Linked DNA regions of Homo sapiens: regions 1 and 2 are each linked to region 3. A link is a contact called in ENCODE Hi-C or POLR2A ChIA-PET data. All regions are on one chromosome and are shown on one strand. The core of a region is the stretch at or near the end of the contact, and the rest is flanking DNA. Distances in the headings are between cores, read along the strand shown. Region 1 overlaps PDE7B (phosphodiesterase 7B). Region 2 has its middle 24 kb from the start of MTFR2. Region 3 overlaps PDE7B (phosphodiesterase 7B).

Evidence for each region. A loop is a pair of places that touch in the nucleus more often than their neighbours do. ChIA-PET counts read pairs that join two places held with the same protein, here RNA polymerase II (POLR2A). Pooled maps may share reads with other maps.
Region 1: a loop to region 3 is called in a map of endothelial cell of umbilical vein, with 2.4 times the contacts of the local background. The contact joins two enhancer-like sites. A Hi-C loop is called at or near these places in 1 of 168 maps with a recorded cell type or tissue (endothelial cell of umbilical vein) and 1 of 50 pooled maps. POLR2A ChIA-PET finds 5 or more read pairs at or near these places in 1 of 52 experiments (MCF 10A).
Region 2: a pooled map shows a loop between it and region 3 (2.2-fold over the local background). The contact joins two enhancer-like sites. A Hi-C loop is called at or near these places in 3 of 168 maps with a recorded cell type or tissue (Calu3, GM12878 and prostate gland) and 1 of 50 pooled maps. POLR2A ChIA-PET finds 5 or more read pairs at or near these places in 3 of 52 experiments (OCI-LY7, activated CD4-positive, alpha-beta T cell and activated T-cell).

What each region holds. Positions count from the first base shown.
Region 1 is chr6:135,920,414-135,923,897 of GRCh38, forward strand. All of the region lies in intron 1 of PDE7B (phosphodiesterase 7B), which reads left to right. Among named protein-coding and RNA genes, the nearest start is that of PDE7B, 70 kb to the left of the region's middle. Within about 2 kb of position 1,843, at least 11 of the 41 ENCODE cell types and tissues checked have a DNase peak (open chromatin) inside an H3K27ac peak, as active enhancers do; they include endothelial cell of umbilical vein, where a contact is called at or near this core.
Region 2 is chr6:136,224,013-136,227,816 of GRCh38, forward strand. No RefSeq gene overlaps it. Among named protein-coding and RNA genes, the nearest start is that of MTFR2, 24 kb to the right of the region's middle. Within about 2 kb of position 2,344, at least 4 of the 41 ENCODE cell types and tissues checked have a DNase peak (open chromatin) inside an H3K27ac peak, as active enhancers do.
Region 3 is chr6:136,049,540-136,052,990 of GRCh38, forward strand. The region is part of intron 2 of PDE7B (phosphodiesterase 7B); the gene reads left to right. All of the region lies in intron 3 of PDE7B-AS1 (PDE7B antisense RNA 1), which reads right to left. Among named protein-coding and RNA genes, the nearest start is that of PDE7B-AS1, 22 kb to the right of the region's middle. Within about 2 kb of position 1,957, at least 4 of the 41 ENCODE cell types and tissues checked have a DNase peak (open chromatin) inside an H3K27ac peak, as active enhancers do; they include endothelial cell of umbilical vein, where a contact is called at or near this core.

The DNA.
Region 1 (3,484 bases), core at 593-3,092, 130 kb before region 3:
ATTTCTTTGATCCTAGTTTTCAACATCTAGGTATACATGACCCTCCCCATCAATGTGGGCAGTTTGCTTTTCAAACCATTTGCAGCTCCACCTCCTAAAAGACCAGTCTCTCTGGACTATTTTTGTGTCACCCATATGATAGTGAATGTTTTTCCATTCCTAGAGCAAAGTCTCCATGAGTCTAACGATGTTTCAGAAAAAGAGTCACCTAAATGCCAGTAATTACATCAAGTTATCAACCCACAGAAAAATAACCACAGCATATGAAGTTCTCTTGGAATCTTTTTAAGAATCAACTTAGCCTGAGTCTGTGATTTAGGTTCCTTTCCACGTCTTTTAAGAGCTAAGCACAACCTAAGTAGAGGAAAAGTCTTTGAAGTACAAGCTGGTTGACCATTTCCTGCGCAGAGTATCCAATCCCATTGAAAATGTCTTGGAATTGTCCCTAGCTTCATCAGTAAGTGCTGGGGGATGACGTCACTGCGGGATTTCAACCGAACTTTATGTTCTGATAAACAATGTGGTGCTGGTAGTGGCCACTGGTGAATTCTTTTTCTCTTGGGAGGTGCCAGCAAAGTTCCTTATAAATTTTCAAGCTTTGTTAAAAGAATAATAGAGGGTAAGACAGAAAGAGCTTGGGGGTGGTCAGGCCCCGAGGAGGATCGCCTATTAAAGTCAGTGAGTGTAGACGACAATATTTTGGTTTAGTGCCACACTTCTTTGAGTATAAAATAAGAAAATAACTGTCGTTTCTTGGATAACAGGCTATTTCCAACTTACCATCACTTGTCTCGTGTGTCAGTCTTCATCCTAACCATGTGGCAGCATGCAGATGACAAGGGTTATCTTGAATTTAATCCTTTTCTTAGATGGACAGATATATTCAGGAGGCTGTAGAGTTCAAAAGTGGTGGTAAAAGCCCTTCCAGTGGCAACAATAACGATGAAAGAACCCAACAGGCAGTTTTGTAAGCTTTACCCTGAACAAAAGCCAAGAGAACATTGCTTGTAACCAAACAAGGAATAAAAATAATACTAGAGTTTCTACAGAAATCAGTGCATGGAAATTCCCTGCTTATTAAGCTGTTTCCATTATGAGATGTTCCCCTATATTAAAATTTTCATAGCATAATATATCCATCATCTGGACATTCTGAAGATTTTTTTTTCAAGGAAAACTACTTCAGTAATTCTTTATAAAAACAGGTTTCCATTTTCTTTAAGAAACAAGGCTGATTTGCCAATGAAAATAAATAAATAGAATATATCTCCTAATTTTTATTCTAATACCTTCACAGAAAATTAAACCAGGTACCAAAAAGTCATAGCTATTGGGTAGGTTGTGAGTGTATCAAATTTGGACGAATATTATCAGATCCTAAATTAATACAATCAGAGTCTCTTTCTACCCTGTTCTCCACATCCCTTTCTACTATAAAAAAATACCCCTTATACTTTCATCCCAACCTCCTATCCTTCCCAAAAGCATCCCCAAAACAATGAAAAATAAAACTTACTGGAGTAGACTGAGAACAAGCAGTTTAGAACTCTCTCCCTCATTCAATTCAATGTACCTGAAATGAGCATTAGTATTAGAACTCAATTCATGAGGGTTATTTTTACTGTAGTTATATGAAATAAATCTTGGGGATTTACCTTAGAGATTGCATAAGGTCAATCTTGCATCCAAGTTTTTACTAACATTGTTTATTCTAACTCCTGTTTCCTTTTACCCTCCTGTAAACTGCCACCTCAAGATCTCTCAAGCCTTTATTTCCTCACATACAACTCTGGGTAAGGTAAGAGAAAACACAAGCCCAGAGTGGCATTTTATATGAGTCAGTAAGGTACACCCATGTATCAAATGGCATGGGAACCAGGGAATCATTTTGAGTTACTAGGTTCAGTAGTGAAACTCTGTAGTTTTCTTGGCCCTTACAAAACCAGGTCACAGCTGCCTGGCTTCCTAATTTGGTTTGATGTACTGTGAATTCCCAAGGGGGTGAGTCACTCTCTTATTCATATGGAAGTACAGGAGCCATTCCAAAACAAAAACCAGTCTGGGTTTATTTATGATTTTATATGCCCTTTACTGCCCCACTATACAGATGATCCAGAGTTGACTTTCAGCTGTTAATTACCATATTGGAGAGGAGATACATGGCATTTTTCATCTTTTGAGTTACAAGACTTCTTTAATGTGAATATTCCCTAAGTGCTTGCTTGCTTCTGCTTTTGGAATGCTTTACTGAGGCTGGATATATATTATGAAACAATGAATGCAAAATCAATCACACATGGAGAAAATCAAAGTAGTAAAATTAACAACATACCTTAAGAAACAGTCTATGTTAAGTCAGTGTAATAGCATCATTATACATTACTCTTGTTACCTATTAAGTGCTCAAGAAAACCATAAATACCTTGCTTTATAGACTTGATGAGGCAGAAAAACCTTTCCTGTGGGTCATCAAATTAAGATGCAGTATGACTTTACGATTTGTTCCATCTTAGAATTTGGCTGTGTTCTATCTTTCTGATTTCCCAGAGCCGTCCACTTCAGGATGTTTGGGCTTCTGCCAGTGGCCGTGGCACAGATGCTTTTAATAAAGGGATCCAACCACCTTCTGGAAAACCTCCCTGCTTCACTAGAACTTTCAAGAGATATCAATCCTGTTTTATTAGTGTTTATTTAAAAAGAAGAAGAAGAGAAAGAAGCTGAAGTAGCCAACACGATCTATGTAGTCTACTTTATGTCCCTTCTTTTGTCACACAAAATAGAATATTTCTCTTGAAAAAGGCTCATACAATTCCGTAGCTATATACTGAGTGCCTACTGTGTGGCAAACTCTGCACTAGGCATGGAGACACCAAGAAGATGCATGACTTGCCTTAGAGCTATTACACAGACGCAGTATTACTTTGTAAAAATATCTGATAACTAAAATTAATCTGTAAGGTATATAGAGATCTTTGTATAAATATCACATTTCATAGAATATTAAAAATATGTAAAATTGACACTAAGTGATTTGTATTATATATGAAATGTTTAGTATATGATTAGTAAAGCTTCATAAACAATGGGAAACTGATGGGTCATTCAAAAAATGGTATAGGCAGAACTGACTTTTTAGAAAAAAGTAGGTTATACCAATCTCAGATAAAACATAAAAAAGTAGATGAATAGCTGTTTGTATTAAGAACAATATAAAATAGAAAGAAATGAACACATATAGTGGTCTTACCACACAGAAGGAGTTTCAAGGTATAAAAGTCATGAATGAGAGAGCAAATGTCAAACTTGACAACATAAAAATGTAGAAATTATACATGGAAATTTTATAAAATTAAAACACAAGTGACAAACTTGATAATATACTTGTAAAATATGACAATGAATTAATATCCTTTATAATCAAAGAAACTGTATGAAACAATTACTATTACCAACCAGTTGTTACCAAGAGTAGAAAAATAACAAC
Region 2 (3,804 bases), core at 1,094-3,593, 170 kb after region 3:
ATCAAAGAAGATCCTGTATACCCAAGACAATCCTAAGCAAAAAGAACAAAGCTAGAGGCATCACGCTACCTGCCTTCAAAGTATACAAGGCTACAGTAACCAAAACAGCATGGTACTCATCCCAAAACAGACATATAGACCAATGGAACAGAACAGAGGCCTCAGAAATAACACCACACATCTCCAACCATCTGATCTTCGACAAACTTGATAAAAACAAGCAATGGGGAAAGGATTCCCTACTCAATAAATGGTGCTGGGAAAACTGGTTAGCCATATGCAGAAAACTGAAACTGGACCCCTTCCTTATACCTTATACAAAAATTAACTCAAGATGGATTAAAGACTTAAATGTAAAACCCAAAACCATAAAAACCCTAGAAGAAAACCTAGGCAATGCCATTCAGGACATAGGCATGGGCAAAGACTTCATGACTAAAATGCTGAAAGCAATTGCAACAAAAGCCAAAATTGACAAACGGTTTCTAATTAAACTGAAGAGCTTCTGCAGAGCAAAAGAAACTATCATCAGAGTGAACAGGCAACCTACAGAATGGGAGAAAATTTTTGCAATCTACCCATCTGACAAAGATCTAATAGTCAGAATTTATAAGGAACTTCAACAAATTTACAAGAAAAAAATCAAACAACCCCATCAAAAAGTGGGCAAAGGATATGAACAGACACTTCTCAAAAGAAGACATTTACACAGCCAACAAACATATGAAAGAAAGCTCAACATCACTGATCATTAGAGAAATGCAAATCAAAACCACAATGAAATAACAATCTCACGCCAGTCAGCATGGTGATTATTAAAAAGTCAAGAAACAGATGCTGGCGAGGCTGTGGAGAAACAGGAATGCTTTTACACTGTTGGTGGGAATGTAAATTAGTTCAACCATTGTGGAAGACAGTACAGTGATTCCTCAAGGATCTAGAACCAGAAATACCATTTGACTCAGCAATCTCATTACTGAGTATATACCCAAAGGAATATAAATCATTCTACTATGAAAACACATGCACATGTATGTTTATTGCAGCACTATTTACAATAGCAAAGTCATGGAACCAACCCAAATGCCCATCAATGATGGACTGAATAAAGAAAATGTGGTCCATATACACGATGGAATACTATGCAGCCATAAAAAGGAATAAGATCATGTCATTTGCAGGAGCTTGGAAGAAGCTAGAAGTCATCATCCTCAGCAAACTAACACAGGAACAGAAATCCAAACACCACATATTCTCACTCGTAACTGGGAATTGAGCAATGAGAGCACATGGACACAGGTAGGAGAACAACACACACCAGGGCCCGTTGCGGGATGGGGAAAAAGAAGAGGGAACTTAAAGGATGGGTCCATAGGTGCAGCAAACCACCATGGCACACGTATACCTATGTGACAAACCTGCACTTTCTGCACATATATCCCGGAACTTAAAGTAAAATAAAATAGATAAATAAATAAATAAAATTAGATTAAATTTTAAAAAAGAAGAGGTTTAATGGACTCACAGTTCCACATGGCTGGGGAGGCCTCACAATCATGGTGGAAGCCAAAGGAGGAGCAAAGGCATGTCTTATATGGTGGCAGGCAAGAGAGTAGGTGCAGGGAAACTGCCCTTTATAAAACCAGCAGATCACATGAGACTTACTCACTGTCACAAGAACAGCACGGGAAAACCCCACCCCCATGACTCAATTACCTCTCACCAGGTCCCCCCCCACGACACTTGGGGATCCAGCAGACACCACCACCACTTCATCCCACTTCAAATGTGGTCTCCCATGCTCGAGAAGCAGTACTCACCTTCTGGTCTGCAAAGCGCCATCCTGGCATAATTTGCCTTGGCATTTGTCTTTTAACGAGTATTTTAAACGATCTTTTAAACGAATATAATATCTTTGGAAGCCCTTATTTGCATGTATTAGTTATGATATACCTAATAAACATTCCACCACTCTAATTTACCAATCTTTACCAGTTATAAAAGCAGAAACTATAATCATGTCTTTCAAAATAAGCCTTGGGCTGTTTTGTAGCAGTGAAATCGATAGTTGTACTTAACCTAAAGAACCTGTGAGAATCCCACTGCAGTGTTGAAATTTAACAATTAAGCAATACTATCCCTGGCTTTCATCATTGAATTTCACAAAATATGTTATTTGCTGGGAAAACAGTTGAATCGGCCTGATGACGTGAATAATCTCAGGCCTGACAAGGATATAGCTGTATTATAATTCCTTAGTGTCCTTAAATGTAAGCTACTTTTGCAATTAATACTAAATCTAACCTCGCTTTTTCCGTAATTTCTATAATTTCATCTGAACGTAGTAACAGGTTAGCAGGGGGCCACCAGCCTGGGCGCTCTCGGTGTTATACTGTCCTCTCGTGGTAAATATGGAGAACTGCAGCCTGACGGCTTTTTCCTCTTTCAGTTTCCTGTTCCATTATTTTGCCGTGCTATACATATCCTTGTAAACTGCCTTAAATTCTTTCTAGGACACAGCAAAATCTAAAATAAATAGATAAACAAATGTATAAGATGAGAACTGTTGACTAGGAGCTTAAAACATGGGTTGGAAAACCCATCTGCTTGGGTTCAAATCCCAGCTCTTAAAGCCCAGCACAGTGGCACGCACCTGTAGTCCCAGCTTCTTGGAAGGTTGAGGCAGAAGAATGGCTCAGGTTCAGGGGAAAAATAAAAAATGAAAATTCCAGCTCTGCCACTTAATCAGCTGTGAGAACCTGGGTTATCTACTGGGGTGGAGATAGTCTCTCTCTATGCCTAGCTCCTCATCTGTAGAATGAAGATAACAATAGCCTGCATTGCATAGTGCTGATATACCTCCATGGCAAGCACTAGGAACAGAACTACTACTCCTTCTCAAAAACAAACAAAAAACAAAAAACCAAAGTGAGAGCTTTATCACCTAAAAGGTCAATTACAGCTTATTCTTAAATACAGTGGAACAGAAGTTCTCTGGGACCTACAGACCACTTCCCCACTGTGTCCAAATTGGACACAGAGTGCAGAAAACTGAAACTGCAACCCAGCTGAGCTGTGATTGTGTCTTTTTTCACTGGAAGAAGTAAATCATAGAATGTTAGTGTTGTACATTGGACTTTGGAGCACATTCCGTTTGGCCTCCTCATTTTACAGTTGAGGAGTTTGAGGCCCAGAGAAGTGATAACTCAGTTCTCCCGATGCATTTCCATGATGCGATCACTGCTTCATGCTCTGAGTCCTTGTAAACACAGGAATTTCCAGGAAGAGGAAAGGGCAAAGCTGTGATCAACCAGCCATAGTTTTCCCAGCCCTAGTTTTCCCCATGCAGCTGCAGAAGTCACCGTGGAATGACCCACGAGCAAGGCCACAGGCACAGACACTTCGGGAGCTGACAGGAATAGATCTTTAGAGACAGGAAGGCTTTCCTACCCAACCCCACCATCAATTTTTTAAAAGCAAGCATTTCCCACAAGGTAAATATAAGAACTAGTCTGGTCAAAGGATAACAAGGCAGTAGGTACTGGAAATTCCGGACAATTTGTACTACTCAAGCTAACTGCAATGCAAGACAGGCTCTGGAACTTAAGGCAAAGCTATTATGTCCGGCTCTGCCACAATTTTAGAATCCGCGTCCCCTGTAGTGGACTGTGATGCACCACCATGTTCTGTCCTCAACAGAGGTTGTCCTCTGACAACCCTCTCTGAAAACTGCCCTCAGCTCAAGAAGGTTGCTTTGTTCAAGGTCAAGCCCCCCAGTACTTAGTCAACGAGAAAGTGTAGAGA
Region 3 (3,451 bases), core at 707-3,206:
GTGATCAGTACTCCATGAGGATTGGGCATTAACTGACTCTTTGTTGGTTGACCCAGGAAGGTTCTGTGATGGACTGATCATTACAGCTATGACTTTAGGATGGTTAAGATCTCAACAAGATGTGAGAAATTTGGTGAGGGAATAAACGTGAACATAGGTACAAGGCAAAGAAGCACAGGAAATGATTGAGAATGGAGATTAGTCAAATTGGCTTGGCACAGCATTAGGAGTGAAGAAGAGTGGGAAACAGAAAAAGACATTAGTGGGACGAGACTGCATATGGACAAGAAATCTTAACTCTTGTAGAACCATTGAAAATCTTTAAATGGAACAGTAAAGGGTACTTTCACTTGAATTTTTTAATGAAAATGGGTCTTTGAGAGGATCTAGTTAAATCACTGCATTTTTTTTTATGGTGAGAAAGCTGAGACTCCACAGAAGTTACACAACATATGTGGGGCACAGAGCTAGTTATTGACTGCACAAGGGCCAACTCGAGGTCCCTTGACATCCAGCCATGCCATTGACTCAGCCACGCTGCTGGTCATGGTCTAACCCTGAAGCCGCTCAACTCCAGCCGAGGCTTCTCTAACATGATAATCTCTCTAAATCCAATTTTCTGTCCTTTTCACTCCCAAATACTTAACGTCTCCGTGATGCGTGATGGCACTATATAAGTGTGTAGTGTCCATCTTTCCATGAGCAAGAGTTAGATGTTTACATGTAAACCTACATGTGATATGTATACACACATTTTTCTTGTTTCCAAACTTAGATTAGAAATTGTCTAGGAGAGTCCCAAGCCCTCTCTGTGAATTTTCCCATCTACATTGCCTGCAATGTACTAAAGAGATAGACGTTCACCAGAAAATTAAAAAAAAAAAATGCCAAAGGTGAGAATTTCACCAGGATTGTGAATTAACAAAGTTATATGTAAGAGAGATAGATAGAGGTGGTAGCTGGTAGTTGCTTAACCATTATAAATAAAATGTTACTGTGGTCCTTTTCAGGAGTTCTGCTGCCTTCTGCATTGTTGCCTGGAGGTAGAATTTCAAGCAGGGCCAGTGTAAGTGGCTATTGTGGCTTGGGTCTGTGGTACATGTGCCCATAAGCTACTGAGGATCAGCCTTTCAGTTCCTCAGGCTCTCTTTGCAAAAGTAGTGGTGACCATGATTCAGGGCCTGTACTCAGAAAGCAAGTTGAAGATTTAGCTACATTTAGGCAAGATTTTATAAACTGGACAGGCCTAACTCCCACCATTTGTTTTTCTTTCCTGCTTCTATAAGGTGTTTGTAGCCCCGAAGGAACAGTGTAATCTTTGATGACCATTTTTCCTCCTTTATCCTCTGAAACTTTCTCCTCCTCCTCCTCCTCTTCCTCCTCCTCTCAGACGCTTCCCAGGCTGCCTGCTAATGCCGTTCAGAGCCTGTCTGTTTATGACTACCCAAATAAGTCAATAGTTAGAAATACAATTGAAGTGGCTTCTTCTTTTAAATCAGCAATAGACCTTGTTCCATTAAAAATAAGATCCTACTCTGAACCATTGCAGAAATTTTTTTTGTTTCTTATAAAGAAATGACAGTGAGTGAGGGGAGTGGGGGCGGGCAGAGATTTCTGATGTTATTCTTAATTATTTTTACTCCATGCTCTCTGTACCTTTAGATCTAGCTGAGGCAGAAACAGTGAAATGCCATAAAATAACCCTCTCTCGAAGTATATTTGGCCTCACAGGAAACAGGAAATACCAGAAAAGATCACAAGAAAAGCTGTAATCATAAGATTTCTAGCCTAATTCTTTTGACGTCAGCAGTTTAGATAAGTCAGATAAGCAATCGCGAGCATCCGCGAGTTCTTGAGTGCCAGTCCAAATACCCACAGTGCATCTTCAACCCTTTTGAACTCTCGCATTGTTTAGCCCCTGCGAGGAGGCTCTCCTCTCTTCCCTGCAAGAAGCATATCCTGAAATTGTGAATTATGGATTTTATGTCAACATTAAGGTGTTCAAAGACATTACACAGAGCTTCTAAATTGGTCCCGTAACCAATTCAGCTTGCTGGATGCATTGTAAACCCTGGATGGGGCCGAGTGTTAATAAAACAAAGGAAAACCAAGCCTGGTTCATCTCAAAGGGAGTTTGCTTCCTGAAGTTTAACTTTTCCAGTCTGGGCAACTCATCTACGGCCATGTAATGTCTTTGATAATATGCTAAAAGATTTCTTACCATATCCAAAGTATTTAGTAACTCCTTCATTCTTCATTATTTCCACCTTTCGTTCGCTACCACCACCTCCATTGCCCACCACAACAATATACTTACGGGCTGGTTAGATATAAATGATAATGAGGAATACACTCCCCTTCGAGACATTTTCCTAACTTCAGAACCAGGACCATGGAACTTGACCATTATATAATAAGCAGAGGCACATGTATGGGCTGTTCAGAGGGATGAAGTAGGAGTTTAAATAAAGATTTAAATAGATATTACATTACATGTACATTTAAAGTAAAAAAAAAAAAGGCTGAGGATAAAAACTTCTTTGCACAATATCTACCTATTTCCAAAAAGACTTGTAAGCTTATATGAAGCTTACAATAAAATGTAAGTACACAAGCACATAAAACCATTCTGTCAGGATGAGAGATAAAGCCATATATAAAAAGTAGGAGGAAAGAGAAGAGTTACGCAAAGCAGTTGAGCAAAACTGGGATCAGAACTTCCTAGCAGACAGGGCAAAGGGGAAGCAAAAATGATTACTACATTCATTATCTCCAGGAAGATTTGCTGGGAAGAAAGATATTTTTCCTGGCTTCGGGTATGTGGAGCAGTTTTTGATGAGGACTGTCAGTCTGGTACTGGAGAATGTCCTCCTGAAGAGTTGAAGTAAATGGGAAGAGGTGAACCAGCTGGGGAGAGTTTTGCAGGCTCTTGTAGTGAAAGACAGTTCCATAAAGAACTGAGGAGTTCCAACTGGGGCCCATCCCATTGGCTCCCCATGGAAGAGTGCAGCCATGTGGGAAAAGTGCAAGTCTCCACCCAGAGCTCAGTTCTTGTGGGTGTATAAAGTTAGGGTACAGCCCCCCCCCACCCACAGCATGCCGAACACATGCTGCTAATCCCATCATGGGCATACCTGCCATTATAGTCTTTAAAATGGAAAGAGAAAAATTAAGAAGCAATGCTTCCTTTTAGATAGCAGAAGTGTTTTTGTATTTGCCTTTGGTCTGTGCCAGGCATTTCACTTCAATTATATACACATTGGTAAGGTGCTCTAACTAACTCATAGGTGGATCCTGAGTCTTCTACCTGGTTTCTAACCTGGCACTTCCCTCATATGACTACACTCTTCCATCCTCATTCCCCCCAGTTGCGGACATATTCTTGATCCCTTATGTCAGACCTGTCCCAAGGCACAAGCTGGGTCCTATCCCATTGGCTCCACTGAATGGT